Linked DNA regions of Homo sapiens: regions 1 and 2 are each linked to region 3. Evidence: read pairs that join two places in POLR2A ChIA-PET (ENCODE). Cell type or tissue: PC-3. All regions are shown on one strand.

What was found. Peaks named below come from ENCODE experiments on the same cell type or tissue, not always from the same donor. Only the 100,000 strongest peaks of a DNase experiment are listed, where the experiment ranks them.
Region 1: POLR2A ChIA-PET joins it to region 3 with 6 read pairs; 2 of 35 experiments call an interaction of 5 or more read pairs at or near these places.
Region 2: POLR2A ChIA-PET joins it to region 3 with 7 read pairs; 1 of 35 experiments calls an interaction of 5 or more read pairs at or near these places.

Annotation. Positions count from the first base shown.
Region 1 is chr1:211,556,362-211,561,361 of GRCh38, forward strand. No RefSeq gene overlaps it. Among named protein-coding and RNA genes, the nearest start is that of SLC30A1, 20 kb to the right of the region's middle. In PC-3, no CTCF peak of the experiment used is centred here; no DNase peak of the experiment used is centred here.
Region 2 is chr1:211,280,148-211,285,147 of GRCh38, forward strand. All of the region lies in intron 7 of RCOR3 (REST corepressor 3), which reads left to right. Among named protein-coding and RNA genes, the nearest start is that of RCOR3, 23 kb to the left of the region's middle. In PC-3, no CTCF peak of the experiment used is centred here; no DNase peak of the experiment used is centred here; H3K27ac peaks cover 682 bases.
Region 3 is chr1:210,382,492-210,387,491 of GRCh38, forward strand. It overlaps HHAT (hedgehog acyltransferase), which reads left to right. Exons shown (of 12, transcript NM_018194.6): 4 at 4,977-5,000. Among named protein-coding and RNA genes, the nearest start is that of HHAT, 56 kb to the left of the region's middle. In PC-3, no CTCF peak of the experiment used is centred here; a DNase peak (open chromatin) is centred at 2,310.

The DNA.
Region 1 (5,000 bases), 1.2 Mb after region 3:
GGATCCTCCTGCCTTGGCCTCCCAAAGTGGCAGGATTATAGGCATGAGCCACCACGCCTGGCTGTTTCTTTTTATAACGACACTAGTCATATTGGATTAGGGTCCTATACTATGGGTCTCATTTTAACTTAGTCACTTCTGTAAAGACTTATCTCCAAAGACAGTCACATGGATTAGGGACCCAACCTACTCCCCTATGACCTAATTTAACCTTAACTATCTTTTTAAATGTTCTATCTCCAAATATGGTTACATTCTGAGGTGTTGGGTGTCAGGACTTCAACATATGAATTATTGGGGGACAAAAATTCAGCCCATAACACTATTCAGTGAGGGAAAGAACACTCTTTTCAACAAATAGTTTTGGGAAAACTGGATATCCACAGACAAAAGAATGAAGTTGGACCCTTATCTTACGCCACATACAAAAATTAACTCAAAATGGATCAAAGACCTATGTGTAGGAACTAAAAATAAAACTATAAAAGTCTTAGAAGGAAACATAGGGAAAAACCTTTGTGACATTGGATTTGGTGACGATTTCTTATGACACCAAAAGCACAGGCAACCAAAAAAATATATATAACTTGGACTTCATCAAAATTTAACTTACACATCAAAATGCACTGCTATGGTTTGAATGTGTCTCCTCCAAAATTCAGGTGTTGCCAATGTGATGGTATTAAGACATGGGACCTAAGAGGTGAGTAGATCATGAGAGTTCCTCCCTCAGGAATGGGCTTAAGGCCTTTATAAAAGAGGCTTCAGGGCCGGGCGTGGTGGCTCATGCCTGTAATCCCAGCACTTTGGGAGGCCGAGGCGGGTGGATCACCTGAGTTCAGGAGTTTGAGACCAACCTGGCCAACATGGTGAAACCCTGTCTCTACTAAAAATACAAAAATTAGCCGGGCGTGGTAGTGGGCACCTGTAATCCCAGCTGCTCAGGAGCCTGAGGCAGGAGAATCGCTTGAGCCCAGGAGGTAGAGGTTGCAGTGAGATGAGATTATGCCACTGCACTCCAGCCTGGGTGACAGAGCGAGATAACTTCTTAAAAAAAAAAAAAAAAAAAAAAAAGAGGCTTCATACAGCATTGGGCTCTGTCGCCCTTCTGCCTTGGGCCAAGTTCTTCTGATGCACCCCATTCTTCCCTTAACCTACCCTTAGGACCACATGGGAAGTTCTGCATGACCTGAGAAAGAAAAAAATTCAAGTCTGCATAAGGATGGTTCCTCATGGTATGTGGCATTAGCTGGAAGTGGACTGGCTTCCAAAGCATCACAGCTTTTTGCTCAGGGTGGGTTAGAAAAGACAGGAGTTACTGAAACACAGCATTACTCCTCCCCTCTGGAGGACGAGCAACATGGCACCCTCCTGGAAAAAGAGAGCTGCCCTCACCAGACACCAAACCTGGCAGTGCCTTCATTTAGGACTTAGCAGCCTACAGAACTGTAAGAAAATAAATTTCTGTTTTTTATAAATTATCCAGTCTCAGACATTTTGCTATAGCAGCACAAACAGACAAAGACAGGCAATATCAAGAGAATAAAAAGACAACCCAAAGAATGGGAGAAAATATTTGCAAATCATATAGCTGGTAAGGGATTAATGTGCAAATTGTAGAAAGAATTTCTAAAACTCAAACAAAAGACAAACAACTCAATTAAAAAATGGGCAAAGGGCCAGGTGCGGTGGCTCATGACTTTAATCTCAGCCCTCTGGGAGGCCAAGGCAGGAGGATCACGTGAGCCCAGTAGTTGGAGATGGCAAAACCCCGTGTCTACGAAAAATACAAAAAAATTATCCAGTCATGGTGGTGCGTGCTTGAAGTCCCAGCTACCTGAGAGTCTGAGCTGGGAGGATCACCTCAGCCCAGGGAGATCAAGGCTGCAGTGAGCTGTGATCACGCCACTGCAATCCAGCCTGGGCGATAGAGTGAGACCTCATCTGAAAAATAGTGGGCAAAGGACTTGAACAGCATTTCTCTAAAGAAGATATACAAATGTCCAATAAGCACATGAAAAGATACTCAACATCACTAGTCACTAACAAGCTGCAGATCAAAACCACAATGAGATACCACTTCACCCACACATTAAGATGGCTATCAGCTGTGACTCCCTGGATATCCACAGAAGCATTTGATAGGGAGCAAATGATTCTGCAAACACAAAATGCACATGTCAAACCAAACCATGTGAATCTGCATTCTTAAAACACATACAATGCAGATTTTCTTGAAACGGTGATCTCTTTTGCCACATTTAAAACAGATTTCTGGCCAGGTGTGCAGGTTCACACCTGTAGTTCCAGCAGTTTCGGAGTCTGAGGCAGGCAGATCACTTGAGGCCAGGAGTTTGAGACCAGCCCAGGCGACATGGTGAAACCCATCTCTACTAAAAATACAAAACGTTAGCTGGGTGTGGTGGCACATGCCTGTAGTCCCAGCTACTTAGGGGACTGAGGCATGAGAATAGCTTGAACCCGGGAGGCAGAGGTTGCAGAGGGCCAAGATGGCACCACTGCACTCCAGGCCTGGTTGACAGAGCAAGACCCTGTCTCAAGAAAAGAAAAAAAAAAAAAAGAAAGAAAGGAAAGGAAATAAAATGAAACAGGTTTCCGTTCACCGGACTCCATCTGCAAATGACCTCCCTAAGGAATGGCACAAGGAGAATGGGAAGCACTACTGTAACAGCACAAGAAATCAGAAGTTGATTAATTTAACTGGCTTATCTGATATGGCTCCACCCCCACACCCAACCTAGTTCCTCCAATGCATATGGACATCAAGCTGCCCATTTTCAGTTGCGATTCTGGATGTCCACAGACCACAATTTCATCAATATGAAATTCTACTAGCACGCAAGTTCTCAAGAAGGTAAAAATAATCACAGCGATTATCTACTGAGCTTCCACTAAGTGTGGGCTCTGTGCTAGCCACGCCCTCCGCATCACCATACTCTTAGTTGCCTAAGATGTTAAGTGTGAATGTCCTCCTTTTGCAGGTCAGTAACTTGCTCGAAGTAGCGTAACTCATAAATGCCAGGGTGAGCACTTAAATCAGTTCTCTGGTTCCAAAGTCCCTGTTCTCACTCGCTGCATTCAGCAGGCTCTCATTTTTCCAGGAAGGCAAAAATCAAGCTGGAAGATCCCCACTCCTGGGATCAAAGCATTTGCTCAAAGCTCCACGAGTCCAGGAAGTGATATATTGACATCAAGGTCAGGCTTTGAGAAATAGCCCCTTCTATTACCCTGCAGAGCATCCGAGGGATGTGGAAAACCTTGAGGCTAGAGCTTGTCAACCCACAGAATGCACTGAGTTATAAGGGCAATTGCCATCATTACACAACAAATCAGAACTTCACAAAGCCAGCCCTGCTCCTCGGGGTTGCTTCAACCCCAGGCATTAGTGACCCAGCAAAGGACTGGTGCCTGCTTAAGGGGAAGCCCAAATGTTAGAAATATTTGCTTTGGGCAAGAGAGAGTCTTCACAGTCTAATCAAAAGATGAAGAAATTGTTTCCAGAAACTCAGACTTTCCTCCAGGGCATCTCCTTCTGTCCTGCAAGAGCTGATTGGCTCCCACTCCAGGGCCTTTGCCCCTGCTATTCTCTCTGCCTGGAAGGCTCTTACCCCAGAAATCTGAGGAGTGTGCCTCCCCACTTTAGCTCTCTACTCAAATGTCTCTTTCTTATTCATTGAGGCTTTCCTGGATATTATATCTAAAATGATAACAACCCATCCCCATCCACATACACTCACTTATTCTCTTTCCCTGCTTTATTTTTTTTTCTCCTTAGAATTTATCACTATCAAATCTAATCTACATTTCACTTCTTTATCTTATTATCTCTATACCCTACTAGAATGTACATTTCACAAAGGCAGGGATTTTTGTCTGTGTTCACTGCTTTTTCTCCTAACACTTAGAACAGTGCCTGTCGCCTAATAGGGGTTCAATAAATATTTGGTGAATGCATAAATCAATCTGTGCTTCAGAGGAGAGCAGTGACATCCTGGAAAACTCCCTCAAGGTTTAATTGTGGCATGAAGGGAAACATCAAGAGATTTTGAAGCCTGGATTTGCATCTAGGCCTAGCCAGGTGAATAATACTTAATCTCACTAGGCCTCATTTTGTGGTTGGTTAGGAGAAAATAATATTTGCCTCCTGGGATTATAGTGGAGGGACCATTAATAATATTTCTAGGGAAAGGAAATGGGGAAAATGCTTGTGACATTTCCATGGAAGCAATAAGAGAATTTTGTTACCATGTGTGGGTCAAAATTTATTGAGCATTTATTTAATACTGGGTCCCATGCCAAGACCGTACATGCATTTCTTCAATCCTTATGACAATCTTGTGTAGCATGTACGTGATCTCTTTAGGGATATTTATCAAAGTGATTTGCCCAGGGTGATAAAGTTAGAAAGCAGGACAGGACTCCTAACCTAATCTGTCTCTAAAATCCGTGCCCTAACCACCGCACCAGATGTAGAGTTAACTTGTGTGCATAAAATGCTGGACCCTGGGAAAGTGGTGCTCTACCAATGTCCCTTTACTTTCCCTCCCAGCCTTCAGCCAAGTGGCTTCTGACCAATAATACCAAGGTGCTGCCCCTGCCACTGAAAAAGACAAGGGGCAACCAGGAGCCCTATGGATGACCACCTCCTTTACCCCTCCCTGCCTGGTGACTTGCTGTAGCCTTCAGCATTAAGGTATACTTTCATCACCCCACCCCTACCCAAGGTACCAGTACTGGGTATCTTGTCACTTTTCTGGGATTTTGCTTGTTTGTTTGTTTGTTTGTTTTGCTGTTGTTGTTGTTTTGAGACAGGGTCTCACTCTGTCACCCAGGCTGGAGTGCAGTGGCACAATCGTGTCTTACTGCAGCCTCCACTTTCTAGGTTCAAGTGATCCTCCTGCCTCAGCCTCCTGAGTAGCTGGGACTACAGGTATGCACCACCACACCCAGCTAATTTTTGGTTTTTTTTTTTTCGTAGA
Region 2 (5,000 bases), 900 kb after region 3:
TTTATCTGGGCAGCTGTTTTGAACATTCTTCCCTTCCTACACATTGCCTAATACCCCTCCACCCCTAAAAACACTTGGCAGATAACTTCATCCATGTCACAGAGAAAGTGTCAGACAGAAGCTCCCTTAAATTCCAGCCCTTCCTCTAACCTCTGTGCTACCATACTGGCCTTTCCACCGTGGTATATTAGTACTTAGAACATATTACAGTTACTGTATTTTGCCCACTAAGCTGCTAACTCTTTGAAGTCAGGGACTGAGTTATTCATTTGTATCCCCTAACACTTTGCACAGTACCTGGTATATGGCAAATATTCAATAAATGTTGATTCAATAAATCATTGTTGAATGAACAGTCTTGGGCCTTAATATCCCTCTCTCACAGTAAGAAGGATCTTCTTTCTTTTCCTATACAATTTCATTGCTTGTGTGATCCTATCCATCCCTTCGTATCTACTCTTTCTCCACCAGTTATCCTTTGTCTTTCGCATATTTTCAACCTTTCAGTGCAGCCAAAAAGTATGTTCAAGTCTTCCATTTAAAAGCGTTTCTCTGGCCGGGCTCAGTGGCTCACGCCTGTAATCCTGGCACTTCGGGAGGCCAAGGCAGGCAGATCACCTGAGGTCAGGAGTTCAAGACCAGCCTGACCAACATGGAGAAACCCCGTCTCTACTAAAAATACAAAATTAGCCGGGGCGTGGTGGCACATGCCTGTAATCCCAGCTACTCGGGAGGTCGAGGCAGGAGAATTGCTTGAACCCAGGAGGCGGAGGTTGCAGTGAGCTGAGATTCCAACATTGCACTCCAGCCTGGGTAACAAGAGCGAAACTCCATCTCAAAAAAAAAAAAAAAAAGGCATATGTCTTAACCACTCTAGAAAACAAATCATCCTTCTTAGCACTACGTCACTTTTGAGTTTGCTTTAGTCAGGCAGCTTCTGTCCCACCACTTCACTGAAACTGCTGACAGGTTACCAGTAATTTCCTAAATGCCACATCCAGTGATCAGTTGTATTCTGCTTGTGCTTTCTGTATCAAATTACTGACTGCTCCCTTCCTGAAAAGCTGTCTTTGACTTTCGTAATGCCATTCTGATTCCCATCTACCTTTTTAACCATTGTGTCTCAATTTTAGTGGCATCTTTTTCTTACTCTATTCCTTTTATCATTATTCTTTTTAATTCTGTCTCTCAAAAAACTGTGAGATTTGATCTCTCTGTTCTTCTCTGTGTGACTGCCTTCTTCTTAGGTTCTCGTCTCCTCTGAATTATCCTAACAGTTTTCTCTCCGATTATCTCCGTGCCTCCCTTTCCAGGTTCTCCACACCACCCTTTCCAGTCCATTGACTGCCCTGTTGCCAAAGCAATCCTTTGTAAAGTTGCTGATTCACTGCTTGCAATCCTTACATGGTGTCGTCTGTAGGATAAAACACAAACTCTCCAGTTAGGCATTCCTTACCCTTCCCCATTTATTTCAGATTACTAACAGTGTTTTAGATATGTCGTTTAGTTCCCTGGCTTTTGTCCTATGATTATGTTGGTCCCTTTTTTTCTGGAATTCCTTTCTTCCCAAATCTGCCTAGGAAATTCCTCACAACTCTACAAGATGTAGCTTCTCTATGAAATCTTGTGCCTTATCTTGAATTGACAACCTCCTTATTTCTCCTTAAATCTGTTGCAGTACTAATTCTACTGAGTGGTACTTGTTTACTCATAGTTTCCCCTCCCTGCCTTCCTGCGTGGTGAGCTCTTTAAGAGCAAGAATATATTTTAACTATTTTCCACTCCCAGGGACTGATGCATAGTAAGCATTTAGTAAAATTTTAATGAATGAGAATACATGCTATATGCTCTTAATTGTGATATAAACCTGAAAACTTAAGAATTTGCTACCTAGAAAATATATGTATGTATATATGTATGTGTATATATGTATGTATATATATGGAATATATAGTTTTGCCCAACTATGCAAGATGATGCATACTCATTTGGTCTTTTGTTTGCTTATGATCTCATCTTACCAGAAAATAATATGAGGGGAGTATAAGTTAAAAAGTTTTAAGAGGATACTGCAGAGGTGTGGTCCAAGACTAGCACTATGTGTCAGCAGCTTCATTCATTTCTCTGCTCATTCCAAACAATAAGGATACCAGGCAGGGAAAGAAACTACATTATTGCTTTTAATATAGATCTTTGTAGCTGCTTCTGCATGTTGTTAACATATTACATAGAAAGTTTTAATTTTAACTTTTAAAAGTTGTGAACTATTTAAAGAAAAATAATAGATACCAGTGTATCTACCACTGAGCTGAAGAAACAGAAGTCCTGTTTGTGTTTCCTCAATTGGATATTCTTGTTTTTTTTTTTTTTTTGAGAGGGAGTCTCACTCTGTCGCCCAGGCTGGAGTGCAGTGGCACGATCTCGGCTCACTGCAACCTCCACCTGGGCTCAAGCAATTCTCCTGCCTCAGCCTCCCGAGTAGCTGGGACTACAGGCATGCGTCACCATGCCTGGCTAATTTTTGTATTTTTAGTAGAAATGGGGTTTCGCCATGTTGGCTAGGCTGGTCTAGAACTCCTGACCTCAGGTGATCCACCTGCCTCAGCTTCCCAGAGTGCTGGGATTACAGGCGTGAGCCACCGTGCCCGGCCTCAATTGCATAGTCTCACCTTCTCTCTAGAGGGAACCACTATAATGAAATTTCTAAATTATTCACTTCTTTCTTTATAGTTTTATCACATATATATAATCACATATGATGATATGATTATCATTTAGTTTCATTTATTTCATACTTTATTTAATTGGAATCATATTGTATGTATTCTTCAGTACTTGCCTTTTGTTATTATTTTTGCGATTCATTTTTATTGCTATATTATAGTGTTCCATTGTATACATATACTGCAACTTATTCACTCTCCAATTAATAAACTTAATTTCCAGCTTTTTATTACGGACACTGCTGATATGAACATGTTCTGGATACACATGTCTGAGAGTTCCTTTGGTACAATAGTTCTCAGCTAGGTTTAGCACTGACCCCATAGGGGACATTTAGAAATTATGGAGGTGTTTTCATTGTTAACAGTGATTGTGGGGCATTTCAGTTGTCGAGTGGGCAGGAGAAAGGGGTGACAACTATACTGAAGTGCAAAGCACAGATTGTTTCACCAAAATGCCAACAGTGATTTACTGAGTAACAGGGTCCCAGGATTCTTTGGAATGGAGTCACTCTATTTTAGGGAATAGCCACATTAAACTTTCCTAGGTAATGGCATAATTGTTTTCTATAGCTGATATACCTCCACTAGACTGTGAGAATACCCATTGTATACTTCCTTGCCAATGCTTGATCAGACTTTTAAAATGTTCCAAATCTGGCAATATGAGAAGGCATTTCATTGTGTCCTCAGTTTCATTCATCAGGTAACTACTGAGGCTGAATGTTTTTCTATCTGTTTATTAGCTGTTGTTATATGTTTCGTTCGTGGAGGTTTTTGTTTTGTTTTTTTAGAGACAGAATCTTGCTTATTGCCCAAGCTAGTGTGCAGTTGTGTGATCATAGCCACTGCAGCCTCAAACTTCTGGGCTCAAATGATCCGCCTGCTTCATGCTCCCAAGTAGCTGGGATTGCAGACGTGAGCCAGCATGCCTGGCTTGTATTTTTTTTTTTTTTCACCCATTTTTCCACTGCGTATTTGTCTTTTTCTTAAAGACTGAATATAAAAAGTTTTTTCTTATTGAATTCTTTGTATATTCTGGATACGAGTCCTTTGGTTAACAGCAAATATCTTTTGCCAGTTTGTGGTTTGTGTTTTTACTCTCTACAGGGAAGTAAACAGCTATTTCATCAAAAGCATATAAATTTTAAATTTATTATTTATTTATTTTATTTTATTTTATTTATTTATTTATTTTTTTGAGATGGAGTCTCGCTCTGTCGCCCAGGCTGGAGTGCAGTGGCGGGATCTCGGCTCGCTGCAAGCCCTACCTGCCGTGTTCACGCCATTCTCCTACCTCAGCCTCCTGAGTAACTGGGACTACAAGCGCCTGCCACCACGCCTGGCTAATTGTTTTTTTGTTTGTTTGTTTGTTTGTTTTTTGTATTTTTAGTAGAGACGGTGTTTCACTGTGTTAGTCAGGATGGTCTCGATCTCCTGACCTTGTGATGCATCCGCCTCAGCCTCCCAAAGTGCTGGGATTACAGGCGTGAGCCACTGTGCCCGGCCAATTTTAAATTTAAATTCCAGTATTCTTTTACATTTTCTTTTGAAAATTTTAAACTTTTTCTCTTTTTACATTGAAGTCCTTGCTGTAGCAGTAAATAAGTTCATGTTGTGAGGTAGAGATCCTTTATTTATTTATTTATTTATTTATGTATTTATTTAACAGTTGGGGGTCTTGTTTTGTCACCCAGGCTAGTGTGCCAGTGACACAATCATAGCTCACTTCTGGCACAAATTCCTGGGCTCAAGCCATCCTCTTGCCTCCTAAGTAGCTGGGACTACAGGCATGCACCACCACACCCAGCTAATTTTTTAAAAAACTTTTTGTAGAGATGGGGTCTTGCTACATTGTCCAGACTGGTCTTGAGCTTCTGGGCTCAAGTGATCCTCCCACCTTGGCCTCCCAAAGTGCTGGGATAACAGGTGTGAGCCCTACCATGCCTGGCTATTTATTTTTTAATACGGAATTGAATATCTTTTTCAACTGGTCTGCAATACCAGCTTTATTTTATATGAGGCTTACGCATATGCCTGGCTCTCTATTCTGCTTCTGTTGTCAGTTAAATATTCCTTGCTAATCCCACATTTTTTCAATTACTTATAATAAGCCTCATAAGTCTTGATAGTTGCTAGGGTAAGTTCTGCTATTTGGTGGTTCTTCTTAAGGAGTGTGTACCTTGGTTATTCTTGGACCTTTGCTCTTCATAACTTATTTGTATTACTTTTGATTTCCTATATAGTGATTTATATTACCTGAAAATAATAGCTATT
Region 3 (5,000 bases):
TTGCTGAATGTTGGGCATCTAGGAGACAGATTTAAGTCAAGGTTCTTGCTCTCAGAGAGATCCATTTTTCCCTCCAGAGAGAAAATACAGGAATAAAAGTGATATAATAAATATGCCATAATAAAAGTTCTAGAATTGAGATGTGGATGACGGAGAAGGGAGTGCAATGAGGTCCACCTGGGGAGGTAGGTATGGGAAAGCTTCACTCTGGAGCTGACATTTGAATTGTACCATTTAGTGAGTATTTTGTGCATGTCACTGGGCTGGCTTTGTGGTTACGGGGCATAAATGAGGTGCACTCTAGGTTGGAGATTGCCTAGTCAAATAGTGTTGTGGGGCAAAGGGGTGGGAAGGGCAGAAAGTCCAGGTACAGGGACAAGCATGAGTAGAAACATCTCAGAAAAGGGTTTCCTCCTTGGCTTCAGACAGGCCTAGGTTTGAAACCCGGCTCTGCCCCTTACTAGGTTTGGATAAATAATCTGCTTTCTCTGACCTCCAGTTAACTCATTTGTAACACGGAGTTAGACAGAACTACTCAAAAAAGAAAAAAGAAAAAGTGAGCTTCAGGCCGGGCACGGTGGCTTATGCCTGTAATCCCAGCACTTTGGGAGGCTGAGGCTGGTGGATCTCTTGAGGTCAGGAGTTCGAGACCAGCCTGGACAATGTGGTGAAACCCCGTATCTACTAAAACTACAAAAATTAGCCAGGTGTGGTGGTATGCACCTGTAGTCCCAGCTACTTGGGAGGCTGAGGCACGAGAATCACTTGAGCCTGGGAGGCAGAGATTGCAGTGAGCCGAGGTTGTGCTATTGCACTCCGGCCTGGGCAGCAGAGCGAGACTGTCTCAAAAAAGAGCTTCAAATCACTGACGAAATAAAAAGAAAAAAACCCAAAACTTATTTATTTCAGCTACATGACATCCTGGAAAAAGTAAAATATGGAGACAGTAAAAAGATCATTGTTTGCCAGGGATTGAGGGGAGCAGGGCCAGGGTGGGAGGGATGAAGAGGTAGAGTACAGAGGATTTTTAGGGCAGTGAAACTATTTCATATGATATGATAATGGTGGATATGTGTTTTTATACATCTGTCCAAACCCATAGAATATGCAACATCAAGAGTGAACCCGAATATAAACCATGGACTTTGGGGTATCAATGTAGGTTCACCAGTTGGAACAAATATATTACTGTGGTGGGAGATGCTGATGGAGAGGGGTTAAGGGGTCTATGGGAATTCTCTGTACATTGTGCTTAATTCTTCTGTGAACTGAAAACTCTCTAAAAGATAAGGTCTGTTAAACAAATTGAGCTACTTTAAAGATTGTTATGAGGCTGTAATTAGAAAACACATACTCGAGTGTTCATCAGTGACTGGGAAGAAAGGACAGGTCTGTCAGTTTCACTGACATATGAAGTTGAGTTGCAGCACTGTTACCCCTCTCATTCTGCAGTGGGTTTTTGGTGTGTCTTCATTGTGGGGTGTGGTGGTCTTGGTGCTGGGGGTCTTCCTATTTAGACTTTGAGCTCCTCATGGTGCCTAGAGCAGAACTCTGCTGTGGGTAGGAAAAGAGGCAGTTACAAACACTAGGCCCAGACCCTTTCCTTTGTTAAGAAAGGAAAAAGTGTTTTGCTAGGACGTTAGAGTTACTATTTAAGAAACCCAGAACAATCATGTCTCTCAGAGTCCTTAGTATTACCTGGTAGCAGAATGTAAGCCTCAGAATAAACAACCACATTTGTTAACTTGTTCAGTGAATTCCGAAGTCTGGGTGCCCAGAGCTTTGAACGGTGAACGGGAGGATGACTGCTCTGTTGGTGAGTGTTAGGTAGCAGCTTCGGAGTATGTGCCCTCCCTGCCTGGGAATGGTACGGGGCGGGCTGAGCTGTTAAGGATTCTGTGAGTTTATGAACATTCAGCTGTAGGAAGGCATAATCAGTCATGTAGATTGGTCCCCAGGCTGGTAGTATCACATCACCTGGAAGCTTGTTAGAAATATAGAATCCCAGGCCCCACCCTTGATTGACTGCATCAGAATCTGCATTTTAGCAAGATGCATAGGTGGCTTGTGTCCACTTTGAGGTTGGATGTGGGTGACTTCTCCTTGGAGTACAGCCTCCCTGCTTCCATGGAGAAGCCTGCCTAGTTCTGCCTGGCTGAGATTTAGCTCCAGTTTATATCTGACCCCCTTAGAGTGCCAAAGAAGAGGTTCCTAATTGACTAATAACCATGGAGGCAAGAAAGAAAATGGGGGAAGGGACAGATCATGATGTTGTTCCTGATTTCAGGCTTTCATGTTTGCCTTGAAATGTGTGACTGAGCTCAGAGTCTATAAAGCTTTTGCTTCAAGAAGCAGTGAGTCAATATTTTTCTTACCCAAATCATTAAACATCATCTTGACCTATTCATTGGCCCAGCTTTTCTGTTTGGTCATTTCCCTTAGGTAACTTTTTTAAATAGGGAAGAATAGACATGAGAGAGACATTTTTATTTCCTTTAAATGAATGTTTTCTGTGATAATTAGAGGTGAAAGGCCATGTGTAATTTTTGTTGATGGGATTTTACCAGCAGAGTTTTCAGGAGTCCTGGACTTTCTGGTGGAACAGAAAGTCTTATATGTTTTGTTGTATTATATCCTTTTTTCCACCCTAAAAAATTAAACTTGGAGAAGTTTCGAGGCATAGGTAAGCTTGGGGTCATGAATTCTAAATGTAATTCTAAGTGTTCAAAAATGTTGTATTTAAAAAGCTCATATGTTTTTCTTTTTTTTTTTTTTTCTTTTTGAGTTTGTATTAAAAAAGTGTCTTGGCTTTTGTGTCTTTTAGCTGTATCCCTGTTATAAAAGTGGTATTTTACTAGCATGGCCTCATCACATGACCTTTGAACTTATTTACATTTGTTTAGTTAATTGACTCTTGGCTAATTTGGAAATCTCTAGATGGGGAAATAAGCTGTGGATCAGGGATCAGGAGCCAGGTTAAAGCTTTGAGTTCTCTGCTGTGCTGCCTGGCTGTGTGTTTGTGGGCATGTCCCAGACTCTGGTGTAGTCATCTCTAAATGGAAGCAATTCAACTACATACATGATTTCCAGCAAGGGACAGGGGCTTTATGAGCAGGTCATGTATCAGGATCTGGGGTGTGGGGAGCATGTGTAATCTGAGAATGCGCAGTATTGTATTTCCTTATTTGAAGAAATGGGAAAACTTTTTTAAAATGAGTGGCACAAAGTAAAGCATGATACGGTCTTGGCTGGTGGTTTACAAGGGATGGGAAGCACATGGGTCTAGCAGTTAGTAGCGGGTACTGCTGTTTAATAGCACTGTGTGCTGCTACAAACTTTTAATGTACATATGCTCTTATTTAAGCCTCAAAAATCCCTGTAAGGTAAGTACTATTGTCATATGAAGAAACAGAACAGAAAGGTTAAGAATCATGTTCAAGGTCATCACAGCAAGTGTGTGAGTAGATCTGGGCTCTGGACCCAAAACAAGCCTCCAGTCTTAGCTACCTTGCACTCATAGTCTGTTATGAATCAAGATCAATTTTATATGTATCTTACCTTCTGCAAAAAAGAGTTTTATTTGTGTGCAACTGGTATGACATTACCCCACAATCTTAGGTACACCAAAAAAATCACACTTTTCTTCAAATCCAATTAAGAGAGGCTTCAAGTTCCACTTGCAGAGATTGGTGAGGAGTTCAATATCAGTGGTCATTGCAGGAGTCCTTTTCTTTTTTTCTTTTTTTTTTTTTTTTTTTTTTTTTTGAGACAGAGTCTCGCTCTGTCGCCCAGGCTGGAGTGCAGTGGCGGGATTTCGGCTCACTGCAAGCTCCGCCTCCCGGGTTCACGCCATTCTCCTGCCTCAGCCTCCCAAGTAGCTGGGACTACAGGCGCCCGCCACTACGCCCGGCTAATTTTTTGTATTTTTAGTAGAGACGGGGTTTCACCGTTTTAGCCGGGATGGTCTCGATCTCCTGACCTCGTGATCCGCCCGCCTCGGCCTCCCAAAGTGCTGGGATTACAGGCGTGAGCCACCGCGCCCGGCCTGCAGGAGTCCTTTTCCAGGCACACATTTTGCTTAGAAAATTCTGAGACCTCAAATCCCCCTCCATCCTGGTAGTGCTGAACTGTTCACTGGCCAAGCCTGCATTGCCTGTTTCAGGGTGACCGATGACAGTGTGCATCTCTCCACGCTCCTCTTGGCCTCCGTGGTCCTTTCTGGGGCTCCTGAGGCCATGACTTTGAGGTGCTGGTTCCTAAGCGTCCACATGTCCACTGTTGTCAGAGGTTTCTACCTTCTCCTCCTGGGGAGCTTCATAGATGTGGAACCTGGTACTGATGCAGACACAGAATGCCACATGGACACAGAGCTTCTTGGGGGGAAGGGAAGTGTACCTTTCATTCCTTCATTATAAATTTATATGAACTTAGTTAATTTCTCTGACAAATTATTCTGTCTGTAAATGGCAACAAGACTCAGAATAACTGACTTTAAGCCATTTTATTAGTGTCCAGTTTACATTTCTCAGTGAAAATATCTAGTTGTCTAAACTGGGATAGCCTCAATTCATTACTTGTACTATCCCTGTGAACTTGGGTAAATGAATTGAGTTCCTTACGTCTCTGTTTCATGTTTTGCAAAATGGAAATAATAATAGCATCTATACTACAGAGGGCCCTGGGAGATCAGCTGTAACAAAGACACTGAGTTGTAGAAAGTCCGAGGTGCATTTGGGGAATGGCAATGGCAATCATTCCGGTTAGGTTGGTGCAAAAGTAATTGCAGTTTTTGCCATTACTAATAGCAAGCTGGAGGGGAGTGTACAGGTGGGTGGGGAAAGGCTAGAAGTGTGTAAATCCTCTTTTACAGAGTTTGGACTCACACTGGCCTTCTTTCCAGTTTTATTAACTGGAGTTTGTGTTCTGACTCAGACGTGTACTGAAATCCCTCTGATAAACTATTTTGTCCTATTTAGGATGCGACCGACTTTGAGTGGAGC